2 separate regions of the Homo sapiens genome follow, and region 1 is linked to region 2. The links are chromatin loops, found by intact Hi-C in ENCODE. Cell type or tissue: PC-9. All regions are shown on one strand. Each heading gives the region's core, and the rest is flanking DNA. Links, peaks and the distances in the headings are about the cores only.

Region 1 (10,982 bases), core at 961-8,960, 210 kb after region 2:
AACCCACACATAAAAAACACTAACACTAACATAAGACTAACACTAACTTCAGCCACACATAAAAAGCACTAGCATTAGCTGATGAGCTTAAAAAAAAAAAAGAAAAAGTTCTGTGTGTTACATGTAGTTAGACAGGCATGAGTGCAGCAGGAGAGGGCTCTTCCCCCACCCACTAGGAATGTCGGGTGTTGGTTTGGCACTTATTACATTGCCTCTTTAAAAGTGATAAATTGGCAGCTGACACCAGGGAGAGGCCATTTCCTTATGGTCCACACCTGCGGCACTAAACGGTTAATTGAATGCAGAGACCAGGGAAAAGCAACTTCCAGGGCATGTACATTAAGAGACAAAATGGTGGAGTATGACCTTCCAGGGGCACTCCCCTGGAAAATGGAAGAAAGCCTCAGATGGCATGCATACAGCTTCCTAAACACATTGTGCATGCTCACCTCCCAAGTACATTAAATAAAAGCAGTTGTTATGCTTGTGTGCATGGCCGGCTGGAGGCCCAGAGAGTCCCCTTTCCACTCGGATGGTCTCCCAGTCGACCGGGCATGGGCTGCATGGTAGCTCTCTTCCAGGATTCTACGGCTTGGGGCAACAAATCATGCCAGGCTCTCTCTCTGCTATATCCCGAAGTCCAACACCCTGCGAGTCAGCCCCCGAGGACCACTCAGCTTCCTTTTCCCGTCAATTTCACCTTGTGTCTGTCACCACAGGGGGAGAATTTGGCATTCCTTGGAAGCTTAATGGGATGCCGTGAGCTTAAGCCTTTCCAGGAGCTTACTCATCAGTCTGCCCTTAGTCATCCTCAAACAGATGTATGGTGGTATTGTGGTGAACACTTACTGGACACTCTGCCAGGTAACTGGAGTGGTACTTACACTCTTGTCTAATTGGCTATCCCTTTCACCCTGACATTTCATCAACCAGAAAAAGAAAAACCACAACACCTCCCCCGCCAAAAAAAAAAAAAGAAGAAGAAAAGCCTCTTATGGATCTTTTGACTCTCAAGTTAACATAGACGTCATTGGAGTCCCACAAGAAGTGCCTAACAGATTCAAAGTCCATGACCAAATAGCTGCAGAATTTAAATCCATATTTCCACAGGTAACTATTAATAAAAATGTGGCTTGGATAAATTACATCTATTATAATCAGCAACAGTTTATTAATTACACCAAGGATGCTATCAAAGGAATAGCTGACCAATTAAGGCCTACTAGCCAAATGACTTGGGAAAACAGAATAGCTCTAGACATGTTATTAGCCAAAAAAGGTAGGGTTTGTGTTATAATTAAAACCCAATATTGCACCTTCATCCCAAACAACACTGCTCCCAATGGAAGCATAACAAAGGCCTTGCAGGGATTTACTGCTTTATCCAATGCATTAACTAAAAATTCTGAAGTCAATGACCCTATTTCAGAATGGCTAGGAAAGTGGTTTGGTAAATATAAAGGAAACATAGCCTCAATTCTTATTTCTCTTGCAATCGTACTAGACGAACTCGTTAGGTGATGTGTCATACCATGCATCCATAGGCAAATACAAAAGATTGTACAAACAGCACTTACTAAAGCCTCCCTTAGTTCTCCTCCACCTTATTCAAGTAAGCTTTTCCTTTTAGAAGATCAAAACAAACGGCAAAGCCAAGACATGTTAAAGAGTTTGAAGAGAAAAATCATAAGAAAATTTAAAAGGGAGGAGTTGTAAGATACAATGAATTTCTCTGAGTTTCTCTTCAAAAATGTAGCCTGCTAACTTCCTTGTCTTTTGTTCTCAAACTCAACTTTCCTGTTCCTCCTTGTCCCTAGTTACTGTAAAACAGCCTACCCCTTTTCTGTCATCCCTAATCAATAACTCACATCTATTCCCTTGGTTACCTGCACCCATTGTGTCCCTGAAACTGCACGTCTCACATGCTCCACCTCTGTAGCTCACGTCCCCCTCCCCTTTTATATTTAGAAAAATATGTACAAGTAGCCAATAGGGTCAGCTCAGATTGTGCAGTCTGACCCTACCCATGGGGGAGGGACACAGAAGTAGGAATTGCGTTAAGGATATAAAAACCCCCCAGTCTCCTTTGTTCTCTGTGCTCTTGCGATCTTAGTTGATGCAAGTGGCACCCTTCTGCAGAAGTCAATTGCCTTGCTGACAGGATTAAACTTTTGCCTGACTGCTGGTTTTACTTCACGGCACCGAGCATTTATTCCTCGAGCTTTTTATATCCAACAAACTCAAAAATAAGAAAAACAACCACATCTTAAAATTGGCAAAATAGTTAAACAAATGCCTCACCAAAGAAGATATTCCATTCCTAGGTATTTACCAAAGGAAAAATGAAAATACATCTATGCAAAGATTTGTGCCCATGTTTGTAGAAGCTTAATTCGTAACTCAAAACAGTAAACAATGCAAATGTCCAACAACAATATATTAATAACTTGTAACATCATCATATAATAGAGTATTATTTAGCAATACAAAAAAATGACAAATCTTTTAAAAATATGCTGAATGAAAGAAGCTAGATGTAAAAGAACACAAACTTTATTACTCCACTTACATAAATTTCTAGAAGAAATAGTAGTATGCTGATATACACAGTTGGCGGAAAAGAGATTTCAGATGGAACGAATTGCCTGAGCAAAGGCAGAAAAGGAAAAACCATGGAGCTTCTGAAAACAGTTGAAAATTTAGTTTGATTGGTAAACAGGTTGCAGATGGAGATTGGACAGGAAAGTTAGGGTCATATCTTAAAACCATTGAGCACAATGCTAAGGCATTTTCACTTTGTTCTCTTGATCATTATGAGTTATCAATAATTTCTGAGCTTCCTTATTGAAAACTGTGTTTCTTTTCTTGGCCAAAATTCTTGATTGCCAGAGAATGAAGAGAGATTATGCATTTAAAGGCCTTAGAATAGTGTTTCATAGTGTGCTCTCATTGATGGTTTTGAATGCTTATCTAATATGTTCTGTGTGTTTATTGTCCGTTGTGGAAGGCTGAAAAATAGGCCAGCAAAGATGTCCATGTCCTAAACCCTGGAGCCTATGAATACGTTACTTTACATAGTAAGAAGGCCTTTGCAGATGTGATTAAATTAAGGATCTTGAGATGAGCAGATTATACTGGCTGATCTGGATGAGTCCAATGTCATCTTAAGAGTCCTTACAGGAGGAAGTCAGGTAAATCAGAGACACAGAGAAAATAATGTGATGGCAAAAGCAGAGAGATACTTGAAGATATTATGCTGCTGGCTCTGAAGATGCAGGAAGGAGCCATAAGACAGGGGACGCAGGCAGACTTCAGAAGCTTGGAAGGGTAAGGAAACATTCTTCCCTGAATAATCCAGATGGAATGAATCCTGCTGATACCTCGACTTTTGCCCAGTATACATTGGACTCCAAAGAAGAATAAATTTATGTTGCTTTAAGCCACTATGTGGCAATTTGCTAAAGCAGCAATAGGAAACAAATACAGATTAGGGTACCTGAAACCATCACTCTTTCTGCCCCTTTTCCCCTTCATTTGTAAGGTTGAACTTGGGAATCACCAGGAGTAGGACTATTATTCTTGTTTAATCTTGACCAGAGTCCACAAGGAAGGCACCCCAAAGAAAAAGCAAGATTGGAGAATAGGTGAGTTCAGTCATCAAGATAAAGATTTTTCTGGCCCCAAATTATGACAACTTTGCTGTAACAAACACTAAAATTATGGAAGTAATTTGGATTTGGATAATCTGTAGAGAGACTGGAAGAATTCTTAGGAATATGATAGAAGAGGCCTAAATATGCTCGAATAGGCTGTTAGTAAAAATACGGGTGTTATGAGGGCTTGGAAGTAAGTGAACAGCATGGTAGAGAAAACCTGTATCATACTAGAGAAAATCTTAACACACCATAAACTGTAGAAATATAGATGTTAAAAGTGCTGCTGGTGAGGGCTCACAAGAAATTGAGAAACATATTTTTGGAAACTAAAGGAAAGAGGGTTCTTGTTATACAGTGGTAGAAAGCTTAGATGAATTGTGTCCTATAATTGTAAGAAAACAGAACTTTTAAGCAATGAACTTGTATAGTTGAAGTTTCCAAGCAGTGATGAAGGTCTGACTTGGATTTTTCTTGTTACTTTTAGAAAAATGAGAGAGAAAAGGGATAAACTGAGAGAACTGTTAGAAAATGAAACTATGATTTGATGATTTGAGTAATTCTCAGCCTATCCAGATTGCAAAAGATGCCAAAGCTAAGAGATCCACTGTAAGGAAAACATGCTCTGGCGAGAAAGCCAACAATATGGCTGCACATCCTTTTTTTAAAAAGTTTTTGAATTTTAAATTGTGGTAAAATATACACAATATGAAATTTATTATCTTAACTATTTGTAAGTGTGGGTAGTCTTTTGCTACTGCTTAGGAGGCACAAAAGATTACAGTATTCAGATACACAGAGCTCTTTGAAGAGGCATGTGACTCACAAACCCCCTCAACCAATCTCAGCAGAAGCCCCAACTAGAGATAGGATTATTCAGGAAACATCTGTTGAGAAGCCTCTTTCAATGGAGTGAATCCCTATGACTCACAATGTTTTGTTTACCAATAGAAACACTGTCAAATTGGACTAAAACGGACAGAGTGGTTGAAATGAAAGAAGGCAACCGAGTTCCCTAAATTCTACTAGCAGGAAATGGGCTAATAAAACTATTTAGTAGCAGACATGTGGTACTCCTCATCCAAAAAGATGGCTCTGAGGGTGGAGCCCCAGGTACAGAGGGCAGGTGCAGGAGCCACAGCTATTCCCAGGCTTAGTAACCTAATGCAGTTTGTCCATGGGACTTTGAAAGGAATTGGCTGGTGTCTTCTTTTTGGCTTTTTCTCCCTTTTTGAATGGGAACATCTATGAATGTTACCCTATTTCTGTCCCACTACTGTTGTAGAGCACAGAACTTGCTTTCTAGTTTCATAGGTCCTTAGATAAAAAATTTTGCCCCAGAGTAGATTATACTCAGAGCTGCACCCATATCTAATTTAGATATGAGATTTGGGACTTTTTAGTTGATGAAACTTAGATGAGATTTGGACTTGAGTTGATGCTATAATGGGTTGAGATTTATGGGGACCCTAGGAGGGGTGAATGTATTTTTCACATGGGATGGATGAGTCTTTGGGGACCAGAGGGTGCTACAGTAGGCTTAATAATGGCCTCCCCAAAGATGTCTACATCCTACTGCCTGAAACCCATGAATGTTACCTTACATGGTAAAAGAGATTTTACAGAGGAGACACACAGAAACACACAAACCTCTGGATCAGAGACACAATTTCTTATTCATAGCAAAAACAGCAGCCAGAGTAGCATTGTATGTGTTCCCCATGCTCCAATTCCTATAACGTAATACAGTAAGGGCCAGGTGTTACCTCTGCATGGAGTGGGTTGCACTACAGAAGAGGAGCCCCAAATTTTAAGTCTCTAGGCTTTTATGGGGCTGCTGACATGTCTGCCTATCTTCTCCAGAGAGATTACTCATTATTTCTGGAATGTAGGCAAATTCCCCTCCTGGCGTGAGAAAAGAGAAGGCTTTATCTTTACTTCCCTGGGATGTCTCTAGGGGAGGTGCTATCTCTAGCGTCACTATCCTGGAATGTTTCCTTTACACATTCTTAATTTGGATGTGAACACGGTCAAACGGGATTCAGACTGTGCAGAAATATGAGCTATTCACAGGGAATTGTTTTTCAACACTTTATTTCAAGCATTAAAAAAAAAGAAAAAATCAATTACCTTCAATAGAACAGAAAATCTGAAAAATTAAATAAGGCTAGGCATGGTAGCAGATGGAAAGGAATTACTATCCTGTATGATTTTAATGACAATGACCATGCCAAATAATATCACCCAGTGGGATAAGGGAGTACACAGAAAGGCAGAAGTTGAAATTAGTTTGAAGACTACATTGTATATTACACAATATACATTGCTTAAGCATCAGCAACGTGAAGCAACATCAATGCCGTTTCTGGATGGTTACAGCAGTTATGTCAAAATTAGATTTTTAAAAGTAAAAAGGCAAAGAAATTTGCCACATATTTAATAATTACTCTTGGGAATGACTGCAAATTAGAGATGTTAGGTATTATTGATTCATTTATTCTTTAGCAAATGTGTATTGAACACATACTATGTATCAGGCAAATGGATATCACCTCCCCTACTATGGAAGAATAACAGTAATCAGATAATTAAAAATTATATACTCCAGGGTGGCAGAATGACAATCAGTAATCAAAATTATTACAAATTATATACTACAAGGAAAACAAAGAAATAAAGGAATAATGGAGGATTTACCCTAGGGTGGTTAGAAAAGGTTTTTTTAGGGAAGTAACATTTAATTTTCTCGAGACAGGGTTTCACTCTGTTGCTCAGGCTGGACTGCAGTGGTGCAATCATAGATGACTGCAACTTCAAACTCCTGAGGTCAAGCGACCCTCCTGCCACAGCCTCCTGAGTAGCTGGGACTATAGGTGTGCACCACCACACCTGACTTATTTTTAAAATATTTTTAGTAGAAATAAGGTCTCACTATGTTGCCCAGGATGGTCTTGAACTCCTGGGCTCAACAGAGCCTTCTGCCATGGCCTGCCAAAGTGCGGGGATTACAGGTCTGAGCCACCATGCCCAGTGAGGGGAAAGTAACATTTAATTCAGACTTACCCTAAGAATTTAAAATAGTGACCAGAGTGTCTTTTAAAACCTAGCTCAGATCATTTCTCTCCTTCGCTTAAACCCTTCAACTGTTCTCTAGTCCACTGACAAAAGCCAGAGGCCCAATAATGGTCTACAGAACCCTTCATGGTTTGGTTCCCCAGTACTTCCCTGACCTTCCTTCTTACTACTCTTTCCATAGCACTTAATAGCTTCTAAATATTATAAACCTTATTTATTAGGTTTATTGTCAATTTCTCCTTGCCAGGATATAAACTCTACTAGGGAATTACCTGTTTTGTTCACTTTTGTATCCCAAATGTCTCTAGAATAGTTCCTGGCCTCTAACAGAAATTCATTAAATTTTTGTTCAATGAACATAAAATAATTTTATTAAATATAACAAAAATTAAAACATAACAAAAGTATCACAGTATTATAGTACCATTTAAATATAACATAGAAAAATACTACAAAATAAGAAATACAAAGACAAAAGCTAGGTAAGATTTTTATTTACTATGATGGGTGTGCTTGCCTGTTCATAAGTTCATTCCAGTCTGGAACACAGGAAGATAATGCTACCCGCATAACTGCTGCACAATTCAGCCCATTTCTTTCCTTTGTTTTTAACTGCGTTAAGATGGAAAACCCTAGTTCACACAAACTAGTTGTTGTGAATGGTAGCAATAGCAGGACACTCTTTCTACTTAACAATGGAAAGTCTTCCTTTACCTTCATCCAAAATGCTGATAAACTTAAGGTTTCATAATCATTCTTCAATGTATATGAAGAACTAAGCTGCAATAATTCATTCTCTTCTTCAGGCACCAAGTTTAGCTCAATTATTGATTCAGGGTGTCGAAAAGCAAATGGATCTTTTACCCAACTGTTTTCCCTTAATGTTTCAAATTTTTCTTCTGGAAAGAAATGGTTAAAAGTTTGAGACAGAGAAGTGAGATGCAACAATATCTCTAATTTTATTTCTTTCAAAATGTTTTCATTAATAATATTCTCTTCAATATGCTGCAAAAATCTTGGAAACATGTAATAGCTAGGACGATTACTTTTAAGTCTTACTTGCCATAACAATAATGTCTTTCGAAATCCCTGGATACGTTCAACATGTTGGAATACATCACTGTTTTTCCCCTGTAGTTTTAAACTCAGTTCATTAAGAATGCTAAAAATATCAGTTAAATATGCCAATTTTGTTACCCAAGTATCATCTTCAAAAATACTTGCCAAATGAGATTTTTTTTCAATGAGAAAAAAGTGAATCTCATTCCTGAGCTCATAAACCCTGCTTAGTATTTTCCCTTGAGACAACCAACGAATTTTGGTATGATATAGTAAGTGGGTATGATTAGTTCCAATCTCTGAACAAAATGTTTCAAGAAGCCGGCTATTCAATGAGCTTCCTTTAATAAAATTAACAACTTTCACTGCATTTTTCAATACCTCCATGAGATTCTGTGGAATTTCTCTGGATGCTAAACCTTCACGATGTATAAAACAATGATTCCACACAGCACCATTATTAGTAACTTCTAGTAATTTTTTAATTACTCTGCTATGTTTTCCAGTCATGGTTGCTGTGCCATCACTTGTAATTCCTTTACAGTTTTTCCAGTTTAATTTATATTGGCCAACTATGCGCCTTTCTAATTCTGTAAAAATATCTAATCCACTTAGGTGTGAGGTTAAATTTAAAAAACACAAAAAATCCTCCAAAAAATCATCTTGCCACGCATATCTGACATAAACTAAAAGTGTTGTGCAGCTTCCAATATCAGTGCTTTCATCAAGCTGGATTGCAAAATCTATACCAGACTGTAAACGAGTAATAAGCATTGTTTCTAAATGTTCTGCAATAGTACAAATTCGAAGAGATACTGTGTTATCATTAGGTATAGTTTTTAATTTATCAGCTGATTTATCATCAAATATTGTACGCACCATATCCAAACATGCTGGAAGAATAATTTTTTCAGCAGCTGTGTTAGCTATTTTCTCTTTTGCCACACGATATGCAACTAAATATGATGATAATAAGGCTTTCTCACTAACAGCAGTAGAACAACTAAGAAATTGTGTTGATAACTTTATGTCTTTTTTCTTTCTTTGAAAATATTCAAGAGGCTTATCAATAAGTTCAGCATGCTGAGTTTCTAAGTGCCTTTTTAATTTCGAAGGTTTTAAGCTTTCATTCGCAAGAATATTATTACAAATAACACACTGAGGTCTGTCATTTTCAAAGGGTTTTTCACATTTGATAAAGCCATATTTTAAGTAATCTTCATTATAACGTCTTGCACTTACTTTTTTCTTTTTGAAATGTGGCTCAAATGAAGTTGAAGTTTGCAGATTGGAGTCAGTATTTTTCTCAATATTGTCACTATTCACAATTCCAGATTCAACAGATGAACTTGAACATGCTTCTGTATATTTCACTTCACTATTCCTCTTTCTTTTAATAAAGAAATGATCCATTTTAATAGCAATTTGTTCCAGTTTGATTAAAATGTTATAATTGGCACTAACTCAAAAAAGAAGAAAAAAATATACAGTCTAAATAACATCTTTTCAAAAACTACACTCAAAGTTTGCAATTGAATCGAATATTTCAGACTTCACAACTAGTTGCAAGTAATTGTAATATAAAACTTGACTATAGAACATTAACCGTGCTATTATGAAAATCAAGCAAGACACCCAGGAATCAATGACTGAAAACCATTTCTTAGCCAATATACATTCTATTCATCATATCTCCTCCATCAAATACCCCTCTCGCATATTGAAATTGACCTCAGCATTCCTTGCAATGTGCACAATTCAGGCAAAGGATTCATGCAAAACACTTTGGTATTTTACATTTTATTTTGTTTTTTAGACAAATGTTCATTGTGACTCACAGAATTGATTTCATGCCTCACTAATGGGTCTCACATATACCATGAAAAATACTGATATAGAGACATTTTGTGCCTTTGCTGTGTTGGTACCTTGAGTATGTCTGCTTGATGATGAAAGAGACTGGCTGATCTGCTAGACTGTTGACTTGTATAAGAACATCTTGAAGTGGTGGGAATTTATCTTAGATTTTCATTCCTGGATCATTTTTATGGTCTGATCCAGTGAGGAGCCAATGAGGTTTTCCATGGCTAGGTCAAATATCAGGTTGGAGTTGATGGTATATTTTTATAGAACTTTCCTGGAATGCATCCTTGACCTGGGAATAAGACCAGAGATAAGACATTAAAGCATCACAGTACAAAGTAGTATTACTGCCAGCTATGGGGGCCTTTATGATATCCAAGATCATAGATGGTGAGGCAAACAGTCTATAGCTCTCTTTATCACTATCTTATATTGGCTTAGGCCTATTTCTGTAAGGCAAACCACTTCAACTGAGATTAGTAAATAGAAAAATAGTGACAGTAAAACCCAGAAGTTGGCATCAGGACTTGGAAAGTATATTAACAAAACAGAATACAGCAAGCCATGAAGGAGTATAGCTTATTCACCATACATACTTCCTTTTTGCTTGGCCGCACCTATCTTGGTCATGCCTGCCTTGGTAGTGCTGCACTGCTCTCTTGGATCATAGTATATTTCAGTCTTATGACCATAACAGTAGTTTCAACCCTTCCTTACACACCTTTCCATCAAATTATCTCAAATTTTTTGGGAGGGGTGCAGTCCTACATTTACTGTAGTGTTTATTTATTAAAATTTCCACGTCTTAACTGTGTTAATACTGTATCTTTATTATGACTGTTTGTATTAATTGTACTTTCTTATTTTTGTATTGTTAATCATTTGGTATCTAGGTGGGTCCTTGATGACTGGAGAGGTACTACCTCTCCCAGGGTTAGCTAATTCCTATGCAAACTAACCAATCCAGAATCCCCCAACTCCCAACACAGACATCTTGGGTTCTTATACTCCTGGCCAATATTGCCCTATCCTAATCACTCCAGACCAGCTACCAGGCAACTAGGGATATCCCCTACGCCCGAAGTCGGCCAAAATTATTTCAACTAGCCAATTTTAAACCTGTTCAAGCCTGCTTATCCAGTTTTGCCCATTCCTTCCTCAGAAAACCAAATAAAGGCTTTCCTGCAGTTTCCTTGTACTTCCTCTCCCCATTGACCCTGCTGCTTCTAGGTATGGCACCCTTGCATGGTGTAAGGTGCCATGCTTCCTGTTTCTAGGGATCCATGAGTATAAAAATTTCTTCTTTCATGACAATCATTTTCACATCTGCAT
Region 2 (10,982 bases), core at 1,567-9,566:
TAAGAAAAGGTTCCAGAATGGAGCATGTTCTCAGATGATGAACTGACTCTGCTTGTTTTGTCCCCTCTGCTGAGGGCAGGGGCACTGAAGTTGCAGAGAAGGCAGGTAAGATGTGAAAGCATGGTCCGATGGCAGAGGCACTTTTTGCTCTGCGGAAGCTGTACCCAGAGGGTCTTCAGACCAGGTACCCGAGGAGCAGAGGACCTTATGCTGAACGAGACATGCAAGCCAAGTCCCAAGGCATCTTGGGGTAGGTCTGAACCTGCCAGTCAGAGGTGGTGATAGAGTCCATATGGCCTGTCAACTGAAGAATGTGAAGGTTCATAAATCTGGAAAGGAGAGCTTTATTTCTCATAAACCACTGCCGCCTGCAGGGTGACCATTCTGATAGGCTAGGAAGCAGAGTCTGGCCAAAAGCCAACAACAAAAACCTTAGGGGAGAGGCAAGGGGAACAGGAATTTATGCTGAGCATGGTAGCTGAATATATATATTCTATAAGCTATAGGAGGAGTCATGAATATTTACAAAAGGAGAAATATACACGATTGAACTTCATGCCACTTCTGGAGTCCCATGCACAAAAAAATGGCAGTGTTAGCATGATCTGAGGGTGGAGTTTTGGGCCATCTGATGCCCAAAGGTGAAGCAGAGGACACACAAACCCTTAATAGGCATTCTCCCATTAGACTGGTTGGAACCACTCCCTGGTCAGTAGTCTCTTATTAGGCAAAAAAGGAGGAGCAGCATCAGGCAGTTAGTTGACAGTAGTGGTGAGGTCTTTTGAAAGGGCTGGTTTCTGTTTAGCCCTTAGGGAAGAAAGGCTCATGGTGGCTTATGAGGAAGGAGGTATAAGGTGGTGTGTTCAACCTCCTATACTGTCATACCTGAGAACTCAGTTTTCAAGGTTGGGGTCTCCTTGCCCAAGAGATGGTTCATTCAGTCAGTTGTGGGGGCTTAGAATTTAATTTTTATTTCTTAGGCTTCATTGTGACAGGCAGGTCTCCTTGACTGGGACCTCCGGGTGGGGAGGTGCTACCTCTCTGATGTCTCAGTGTCCATCAAAGTAGAGATGGCTCCCCTCACTTGGCAAGCCAGGACTTTGATTTTTTTTTTCATTGTAAAGCTTTAGAAACTCACTTTAGGAGGCTGAGTCAGGTAGAATGCTTGAGTGCAGAAGTTTGAGACCAGCCTTGGCAACATGGCAAAATCCTGTATATACAAAAATCACAAAAAATTAGCTGGGTGTGGTGGCCTATGCCTGTAGTTCCAGCTACTTGGGAGGCTAAGACGAGAGGATCACCTGAGGTCACGCTGAGGCTGCAGTGAGCGAAGATCATGCCACTGTGTTCCAGCCTAGGTGACCTAGTGACACCCTCTCTAAAAAAAAATTTTTTTTAAATTAAAAAATAAACTTCAGAAATTTCAGGATACCTAAGCAGACACCTAGCGTGCCTTTCTTGCCCATCAAATACATTGCCAAGTAATGTTCAACTCTTACCTGCACTGCTTCGAGCCTTCCACTGAGAGTGGTGTTCTTGGAAGTTTGGAAAAGTCCTGGGCCCCGAGCTATCAGGAAGTCATATTTTGTGTATGGTCCATGGCCAAGCTCTGTGGGATCAACCAGGTAACTATTTCATGTGGTGACAATCAGGAAGAAAGTGGATTGTCCTGTTATTTCTTTCCCCAGGCAGAACATGTCTGTCCACAATATAACACAATCATTATTCTCTTATTTCACTTAAGACATCGAGGGTCTCTGCCCAAATCTCATATTGAAATGTAATCCCCAGTGTTGGAGGTGGGGCCTGGTGGGAGGTGATTGGATGATGGGGCGGATTTCTTATGAATGACTTAGCACCACCGCCTTGGTATTGTCCTCGAGATAGTGAGTGAGTGCTTGTGAGATCTGGTTGTTTAAAAGTGTGTCACCTCCTCCCTCACTCTTTTGCTCCTGCTCTGGTCTTGTGACATGCCTGCTCACTCTTTATCTTCTGCCATAATTGTAAGTTTCCTGAGGTCTCCCCAGAAGCCACACAGATGCCAGCATCATGTTTCCTGTACAGCCTGAGGAACTGTGAGTCAATTAAACATCTTTTATTTATAAATTACCCAGTCTCAGGTATTTCTTTATAGCCATAGGAGAACAGACTAATACACTTCATAAGAAAGCAAGCCAGCACTCTCCAAACAGGTTTTGAGCAAGAGCTTCCGACGTGTCAATGTACACTTTCCTCTTCCTAGGTATAGGGTAATGGGTATCGTCTGGGGATACCCAGACCTTGATGTAGCCTTGTTTAAGGACAATAGACAGGGGTCTCAGCTCATTGATTAGAGAGGCTGTATACTTGAACTCCTCATTTCCGTTAGCCCCCCTGGACTTCTCTGTTGGCCTGCCCTGCACAGCCTGGGACACCCCAAATTCTAGTGGAGGAAAGAGAAGGCAGAAGCAGTGTGTTAGTTTCCTATGGCTGATGTAACAAATTAACTCAAACGTAATGGCTTAAAACAACAGAAATGTATTATCTTACAGTTCTGGAAGTCAGAAGGCCAACAAGTTCTCACGGGGCTAAAATCAAGGTGTTGGCAAGGTGCATTCCTTTCTGGAGGCTCCAGGGAACAATCCACTAATTCGCCTGATGCATCTTCTAGAGGGCATTCACATTCCTTGGCTTGTGGTTCCTTCTTGAATCCCCAAAGCCAGCATCATTGCATCTCTCTGACCACCCTTCCTTCCATAGTCATATTTCCCTCTGACCACAGGTGAGAAAGGGTCTCCTTTCTTTTAATGATAAACATGACTATTACTGGGCCCACCTGGATAACCCAGGATGCTCACTCCATTTTAAGATTCTTAATGTTGACATAACTACTAATTCCCTTTTGCTGTGTAAGGCAACATATTCACAGGTTCCAGAAATTCAGATGTGAGCATCTTGGAGGCAGGGGAATTTTTCTGCCTACCATAGGCAGGGACTCTCTTGCCCTGGTATATTGTCAGTTTCATATACTCACATTGGTACTGATGAGTGTCTTTGGGTATACAAGCTCATAGGTATTCACAATTTTCTGATTTTATTGTAGTTAGGAAGATACTGAATTGAAATAAGAAGAAAATATTTTTCAAATGGCTCCATTTTATTTGGTTTAGGGAGTTACCTATTTTACTGTTTGATGTCCAGGACCCTTACAAGCTTTATTTAGATGAGTGAGCACAAAGCAGTAATGTTTGGCAGAATATGAATTGGAAATGAAAATCAAGCAGTCCAAGACTTGGTCTGGAGACTTCCCAAAAGTCTCAGACCCTTACAGGGGTTTCTAAAGTCACAACTATTGTCCTAATATACTAAGATATTATTTGCCTCTTTCACGCTCTCTCCCTCCAGGGCCACTAGTGGAGTTTTCCAGAAGCTACAGTGGTATCATGACAGATTGGATGCAGAAGCAGAAAAAGCCAGCTGGCTTTCATTAAAGCAGACACTAAAGAGATTTGCAAAAATGTGAACCAATGTCACTATTCTAGTTATGTTTGGTTTTGGAAAATACAGTTATTTTTTATAAAACTGTTTCTGTGAACATGTCATGGGTTTACTATTGTTTTAAAATAATGGTTTTTTATTTTCTCAGTTTTAATTTCTAATACAGTAACTATTAACAGCCATAACTCACAGAAACAGAAGCTTTTTGGAGTTCTCAATAATTTTTCAGATCATAAAGGGGTCCTGAGGGCAAAATTTTTGAGACCTCTGAGGCAGGCAGTCAAGATGCAGGGTCACCTCCTATATCCAGAACAATCTGGAGGGGACTAGGCTGGCCTGGCCTGGTTGGAGCTACAGGCAGGAAGAGCCTACACTTCCTAGGCTGCCAGGAGAACAGTCCAGAGGCAGTGGGCAGTTTGGACCCCTTTCTAAATTTCTGATTCAGTGATTCAGTGACATTAGAAATTCAAGGCCAAGCGCCGTGGCTCATGCCTGTAATCCCAGCACATTAGAAGGCCCAGGCAGGAGGATTGCTTGAGCTCAGGAGTTCAAGATCAGCCTGGGCAACGTAATGAGACTTCATCTCTACAAATAATTAAAAAATTAGCCAGGTGTGGTGGCATGCACCTATAGACCCAGCTCCTCAGGAGGCTGAGGTAGAAGGATCACTTGAGCTGGGGTGATAGAGGCTACAGTGAGCTATAATGGCGCCCCTGCATTCCAGCCTGGGCAACAGAGTGACCTTTGTCTCAAAACATTAAATAAAATAATGAAATAAAATAAAAACAAATAAGAAATCCAAGACAAACAGGTTTGAAGGGCAGAATTGGGAGCATCATTTTCAGGCTGGTGGAAGTTGAGGTCTGTGTGGGCTCCTTGTCACCACCTATAATGCGAAATATTAGTTTTAAGTCCCCAAGAAAATCTGGGATAAATAAGAAGATGCTTATTCATGGCAACTTACATTCCTTTAAAAAAAGAAAAAAGAGGATGGGATTGGTTCAGTCCTTTTCAAGGCAAGGGGCTGAGGCTGGAAGCCTGACTGCAGCAAGGGGACAGTTCTTATCTCTCTGCGCCCCCCTTCTCCTTACCTATAAAGTAGGAATTTAAAGCAGCCTCTACTGTCGGGCTTGCTGAGAGGGTGCAATGAGCCAGAGCGCATAAGCACGCCACACAGTGCCCGGTACTTAGCAGATGGGTCAATACATGGCCCTTTGTATGGAGGGGAAGCGGAAGCTCCTTTGAAAGTGGCCATCTCTGCGTCAGGAAACCTTTCTCATTCTTTCCAAATTCACTTTCTCACCCCACCCACCTGGCAGAGTGAGTCACCCACTTGGCAGCCAGCAGCTGGGTGCTCGCAAGCTTGCCTAATCACACCTGGAGAAAAAGGGAACTCGGGCAGGGGCAGGACGCACCCAGCAGAGCAGTGGCGCCCCAGGCCAGAGGCCAGCCCCGCCCGGGCCCGCCCGCCGCCTGATGTCGCCCCATACGCGCGAGGCCAATCCGCGGGGCCGCCGCCCTCGGCAGGCACCCGGCTTGCACTTGCCCCAGCGAGCTGGCGGGCTCGGGGCGCGCTCCCCGGCCCCACCTCCTCCCCTGCTCCAGCCCGCTCCGAGCTGGTTTTAAAAAACAAAACAAAAAAGCAAGAGCTGGGCTTAGACTAGCTTTTTAAAATTTTATTTATTTTCCCTAAGACCTAAACTGGCTTTTTCCGCGTCACTGGCAAAAGTCATCACATGGGATAGGAAATGAGGACTAGGCAAGATCAGCTGGTTCGATGTGAAGACAGTGGAAGGGGGGTGTCATGGTCCCAAAGGTGTGGCTGCCAGGCCACCCCCATCCAGTTACACCATGAGTGCCCTTAAAGCAAGAAGCTTCATCTGACTCGGAGTACCCCCTCCGGGATGCACATTCTAGAGGAAGATATAAAGCCTCCCTTAAATACTAATAATTTGTTAAGACCTATTAAGCGCTTATAAAATGGCAGGCATCCTGCTAAAATGCTTTTGAACCGTTATCTTGTTTAATCTTCTCTGGGAAGTTTGCATCATTGCCCCCAATTTGCAGATAAGAAAACTGAGGTCCAGGGAGGGTGGTTTACACAACGAGTAGGGGCAGCCGGAAAGCAAAGCCCTGGATGTGACTGCTCTGCATGTGTATCCCTCTTAATCCCTACGGGATCAGTTGGCATTCAACAGAGACTCAGACTAGAACACACCAGTTTCCTGGGCAGAGAACATGAAAACAGGATGAGGGAAAATATCTATTTAGTGGTGACTGTCCAACTCACTCTGTCTCCATAGCCCGCCATCAGAATATTCCATGATTCATTTACTCTTTCATTCAACAAACGTGGAGCCAGGCAGTGCAACAATCAGGCAAAAATCCTGGTGGAAAGCGGAAGACCGGCAATGAACAATAAATGTAAGAAAATCATTTAATTATATAGCAAAGTAAGTGCTATGAGAGAAAGCAGAGCATTATGGGGAATTGAGAATGGAGGGGAGGCGAAAGCAGATTGCCATTTTAAATAGGGTTTTCATGGTACAATTCATTGAGAAGACAGCCAGGGTGTGAGCTTGCTGATATCTTGGGAAAGAGTTTTCCCTGTGGAGGGAATGGCTAATGCCGTAATTCTGAGGCTGGAGCGTGTCTGGAGCAACAAGGAGGCTAATAGGGTTGGAGAGACAGGGAAGAGTGAGGGGGAAAGAATGGAAGGATCTAATGTTTGGGTGGGGGTCAGGGTCAGGTCATGACCCATAGGATCTTGTATGTCATTATGAAGACCGACTTTCACTCTGGGTGGCATGTGAGGCTATAGGAGGAGTGACATTATTGGACTTTTATCTCAAACAGGTTACTCTACTGGTATGCTGAGAATAGCATACAGGGTGTCATGGGTGAGATAGAAGACCAGGTAAGAGGTAGTCCCAGCAATCCAGCTGAGAGACCACTGTAGCATGGACCAAGGTGGGAGCAGTGAAGGTGGAGAGAAAACTTGGATTATGGATATATTTGAAGCTGGTTTCAATAGGATTTGGAGATGGACTGGCATGGGTTATGAATAAGAGCAGCCAAAAATTGTCTGAAGGTCTAACCAAATTCAAAGAATGGAGTTGGCATCACCTGAGACAGGAAATGTTGTAGAAGGAACGTTGGTGGTGGAGATTAGGAGTTCACTGTTGTTTCTCAGCAATTGGGCAAACAAGTGATAAGGCACGACCATATTTGGTGTGGGTTGTTTTAGTCCATTTTCATACAGCTATGAAGAAATGCCTGAGACTGGGTAATTTATAAAGAAAAAGAGGTTTAATGGACTCATACATCTGCATGACTGAGGAGGCTTCACAATCATGGCGGAAGGCGAAGGAGGAGGAACGGCACATTTTACATGGTGACAGTCAAGAGAACGTGTGCAGGGGAACTGCCCTTTATAAATCCATCAGGTCTAGTGAGACTTATTCACTATCATACAAACAGCATGGGAAAACCTGCCTCCTTGATTCAATAACCTCCCAGTGAGTCCCTCCCACAACACGTGGGGATTATGGGAGCTACAATTCAAGTTGAGATTTGGGTAGGGACACAGCCAAACCATATCAAGAGGCTTTCCCACACTCCAGCACCTTGTTTCATCATGTTGATTGGACTTGCACACCTCCATGCCCTGACTTCTGTGGCCCACTGTGACCACAGCTTCCTTTCTACCACCACTGCTGGGTCAATTTCCACTTATCTGTAAAATCTTAGAAAAATGACATCTTTCTGCGTGAATCCTCTGGTTACACCCAGGCCTCATTCCCATGAACAATCTCAGTCCCTATAGTGTATGCCATCCAACTGGACACTTGATTATCTGCAGTCATTTGTGGTTCACCAATTCCTTGAAGTTTGCCAGCTATCTTTCTTAAAAGATCAATTCTTACACTTCATCTTTGGCATCTCACAGGGCACTTAAACGTGGAGGTTGGCTCATAATGAGACATTGATTGAGCTTCTTTTATACATTGTGGTGATTGGCAATTGCCACATCAGATGGGAACCACAGATTTGGAATCATTCAGCATTTCTCTAGGTCAAAGCTCTTTTCATCAGATGAGAAACTGGAGTACCAGAGAGTGGAAATAACTTGCTCAGTCTTTTAGGGAATTAGAGAGCCATGACCAGGACATAGAAGCTCTGATTTTTAGACCAGTGCTCTTTCCCCTATACTCACAAAGCTTGAGCCCTGGACAAGGGGCACCTATAAAAACAGACTCCAGGCTGGGTGCTGTGGCTCACACCTATAATCCCAGCACTTTGGGAGGCCAAGGTGGGCAGATCACTTGAGATCAGGAGTTTGTGACCAGCCTGGCCAACGTGGTGAAACCCTATCTCTACTAAAAATACAGAAAAAAAAATTAGCCAGGTGTGGTGGTGCACACCTGTAATCCCAGCCACTTGGGAAGCTGAGGCAGGAAAATCACTTGAATGCAGGAGGCAGAGGTTGCAGTGAGCTGAGATTGCCACTGCATTCCAGCCTGGGTGACAAAAGAGATTCTGTCTCAAAAGAAAAAAAAAATAGCAACAGACTCCAGTTTGAGACTCTTATTGCTTAAGTGTGGGCACAAAAGAGGATGTTTTGAAACAGGCACTCTCCGACTCTGTTAGTAGTAGTATGATTACCACAATCTCTTTAGAAAGAAGTTTGGTAATATCTATTCAAACTTTTAAATAAGCCAACCCTTTAACTCAGAAGATCCATTTCTGGATATTGCCCTAAAATACATGTGGTAAGTGACATGTATGCAACATTAGTTATTGCAGTAGTGTTTGTAATAGCGAAAGCTGGAAACAACCTAAAAGAACATTAGTTGGGAAGTGGCAAGATAAATCGTAGATATCCATCTAAGGTTTGCAATTGTGAAAAGGGATGCAGAAGATATTTTGGGCTGATATAAAATCAGGCCCAAGGGGAAAAGGCAAAATACAGAACAGTGTGTGTGCAAGATGTTCTCAATTGTATAAGAAAAATATGGACATGTCTATATAAGTATGTTTGTTATATACACAATATATTACTAGAAAGAAATATAACAGTAGCTGTTTAAAAGAGGATAACTGGGGGGAAAGTCTTTTTACTTTATACACATCTGCATTAAAAAATTTTAACGTTCATGTATTGCCGTTTTAATTTAAAAAATTGTTAACAAAATCTATCCATATAATTTAAATACTAAATATTGCCATAAAAGTTGGCAAATAGATGTTGCTACCCACCTTTTCCTTGCCTTTGACCAAGATGAGTAAATCCACCAACCCTGAGAAAGGAAATCTGTCAGTAACCACTTCCCTTAGAAAATTCATTCGCTTTGACTGTCATCTGTGCTTTCATTCTTGCTGATGACTTTTGACAAATTGGGAAAAGACTCCACCAGCGAGGTGTCCCTGAGAGGCCAACTTCAGAAGGGGATCAAGAAAATGAGCCTCCACCTGTTATCTCTCCCTAGTAGCTGGGACTACAGGTGCCTGGTTGTTCAGGGATGGGCTCCAGGCTTGTGCAGGTGTGAATCACCCACTTCTGGATGGCAAATATGGCAGCTGCCAGGCCTGACCTAATGAATTAGAATCTCTGTTATGAGGCTCTGACAGCTACATTTTTAAAATCCCCTCCCTGCCACTTTGAGGTAGTTCTGAGACCCACAGCTTGGTTAACTGCCTCCCTCTCCAATTTACACTTAAATGCCCTGAATTTGGCCTCACTAAAAGATGACAGTTTCCTAATGGACTTCTCAGCAAGATGACATAAAAAGTATCCCCTATGAAGCTGGAGGCAGAATACTGTTCAGTCCCCAACAAGGGTGTCCATGTTCTAATTCCTGGAACCTACATATATGTTATCTTCCACGACCAAAGAAAATTTCCATATCAAGGTAAGGGACTTGAGATGGGGATGGCATCTTGAATATCTAGTTGGGCTCAATCTAATTACATGAACCCCTAAAAGAGAAGACCCTTTCCTAGCTGTAGTCAGAGAGAAATGTGTATGGACAAAAAGAGATGATGGTGCTGGCTTTAAAGATGGAAGATGGGGCTACAGCCAAGGAATGTGGGTGGCCTTTAAAAGATAAAAAACTCAAGGAAACAGATTGTACCCTGAAACTCCTAGAAAAGAACATAGCCCTGCCGACATGTTGATTTTCGTCCGCTGAGACCTGTGTAGGGCTTCTAAGTACTCAGGAGGCTGAGGCAGGAAGATTGGCTTGACCCCAGGAGGTTAAGGCTGCAGCAAGCCATATTTCCAGTACTGTACTCCAGCCTGGGCGACAGGACAAAACCCTGTCTCTAAAAAAAGAAGAAGAAGCAGAAGCAGAAGAGAAGAAGAAGTGGAAGTGGAAGTGGAAATGGAAGAGGAAGCATTAGCAGCAGCAGAAGAAGGAGAAGGAGAAGGAGAGGAAGAAGAAGAGAAGAAGGAGGAGAAGAAGGAAGAAGCAGCAGACACTGCATGGCAGGATTGAGGACCCAATCAGAATAAATTTGTGTGAGATGATAAATTTGTCTTGTTCTGGGCCACTAAATTTGTGATACTATGTTACAGTGGTAATGGGAAGCTAATATATAAATATTTTGGGCAAAAGTGTTCAATGTGAATCTAAGATTACAAGAAATACAGCGACTAAAGGAATGATTTAAATGATATTAGAAAGAAATAACCAGGGCTAGGTATGGTGGCTCACACCTGTAATTCCAGCACTTTGGAATGCCAGTGTGGATGGATTGCTTGAGTCCGGGAGTTCAAGACCAGTCTGGGCAACATGGCGAAAGCCCATTGCTACAAAAAATATGGAAAATTAGCTGGGTGTGGTGGTGCATGCCTGTAATCCCAGCTACTCGGGAGGCTGAGGCAGGAAGATCTCTTGAGCCCAGGAAGTGGAGGTTGCAGTGAGCTGAGATCATGCCATTGCTCTCCAGCCTGGGCCACAGAAGAAAATCCTGTCTAAAAAAAAAAAAAAAAAAAGAAAAAGAAAGAGAAAAAGAGAAAAAAGAAGGAAGCAACCAGCAACCAGGCAAACTAAGATTTAGTATGTTATTGAATCAGCTAATTCTTAGTTTGGCTTTATAGATTGGCTAGATTATTCACAAGGCAATGTTAAGCATAAAAAATCCAAAAGGGACTGCTTTGGGTGAAAACAGACAAAGGAAACATAACCAAAAGTAATATATGATACTTGATTAGATCCTAATAAAGCAGCCTATAAAATACATTCTTGAGGCAAATGGAGAAATTTGAATATAGTCCTTATAGTAGATTATATCATAGAATTATTATTAATATTCTTAGTTATGATAATGTGGTTAGTAGAAGAATATTATTATTCCTGGGAAATACTTGCTGGAACAGTTAGGGGCAAGGTATCATAGTGTCTGCAGCTTACTGGAAAAAAAGAAGGAAGGGAAGAAGGAAGAAAATGAATGAAGAAGGAGAAATAGACAGTAAAGAAAGAGAAAGAAATAAGTATAGATGG

Evidence for each region. Peaks named below come from ENCODE experiments on the same cell type or tissue, not always from the same donor. Only the 100,000 strongest peaks of a DNase experiment are listed, where the experiment ranks them.
Region 1: it touches region 2 in a loop (8-fold over the local background); 2 of 110 quality-filtered maps call a loop at or near these places.

What each region holds. Positions count from the first base shown.
Region 1 is chr4:15,685,196-15,696,177 of GRCh38, reverse strand. It overlaps FAM200B (family with sequence similarity 200 member B), which reads right to left. Exons shown (of 2, transcript NM_001145191.2): 2 at 5,731-9,942. The coding sequence starts at 9,200. The coding sequence ends at 7,227. Among named protein-coding and RNA genes, the nearest start is that of FAM200B, 8.9 kb to the right of the region's middle. RefSeq lists an enhancer at 447-1,043. In PC-9, for the core only: no CTCF peak of the experiment used is centred there; DNase peaks (open chromatin) are centred at 1,587 and 5,597; H3K27ac peaks cover 4,035 bases.
Region 2 is chr4:15,900,075-15,911,056 of GRCh38, reverse strand. No RefSeq gene overlaps it. Among named protein-coding and RNA genes, the nearest start is that of FGFBP1, 33 kb to the left of the region's middle. RefSeq lists a silencer at 1,305-1,465. In PC-9, for the core only: no CTCF peak of the experiment used is centred there; a DNase peak (open chromatin) is centred at 4,796; H3K4me3 peaks cover 1,095 bases; H3K27ac peaks cover 4,172 bases.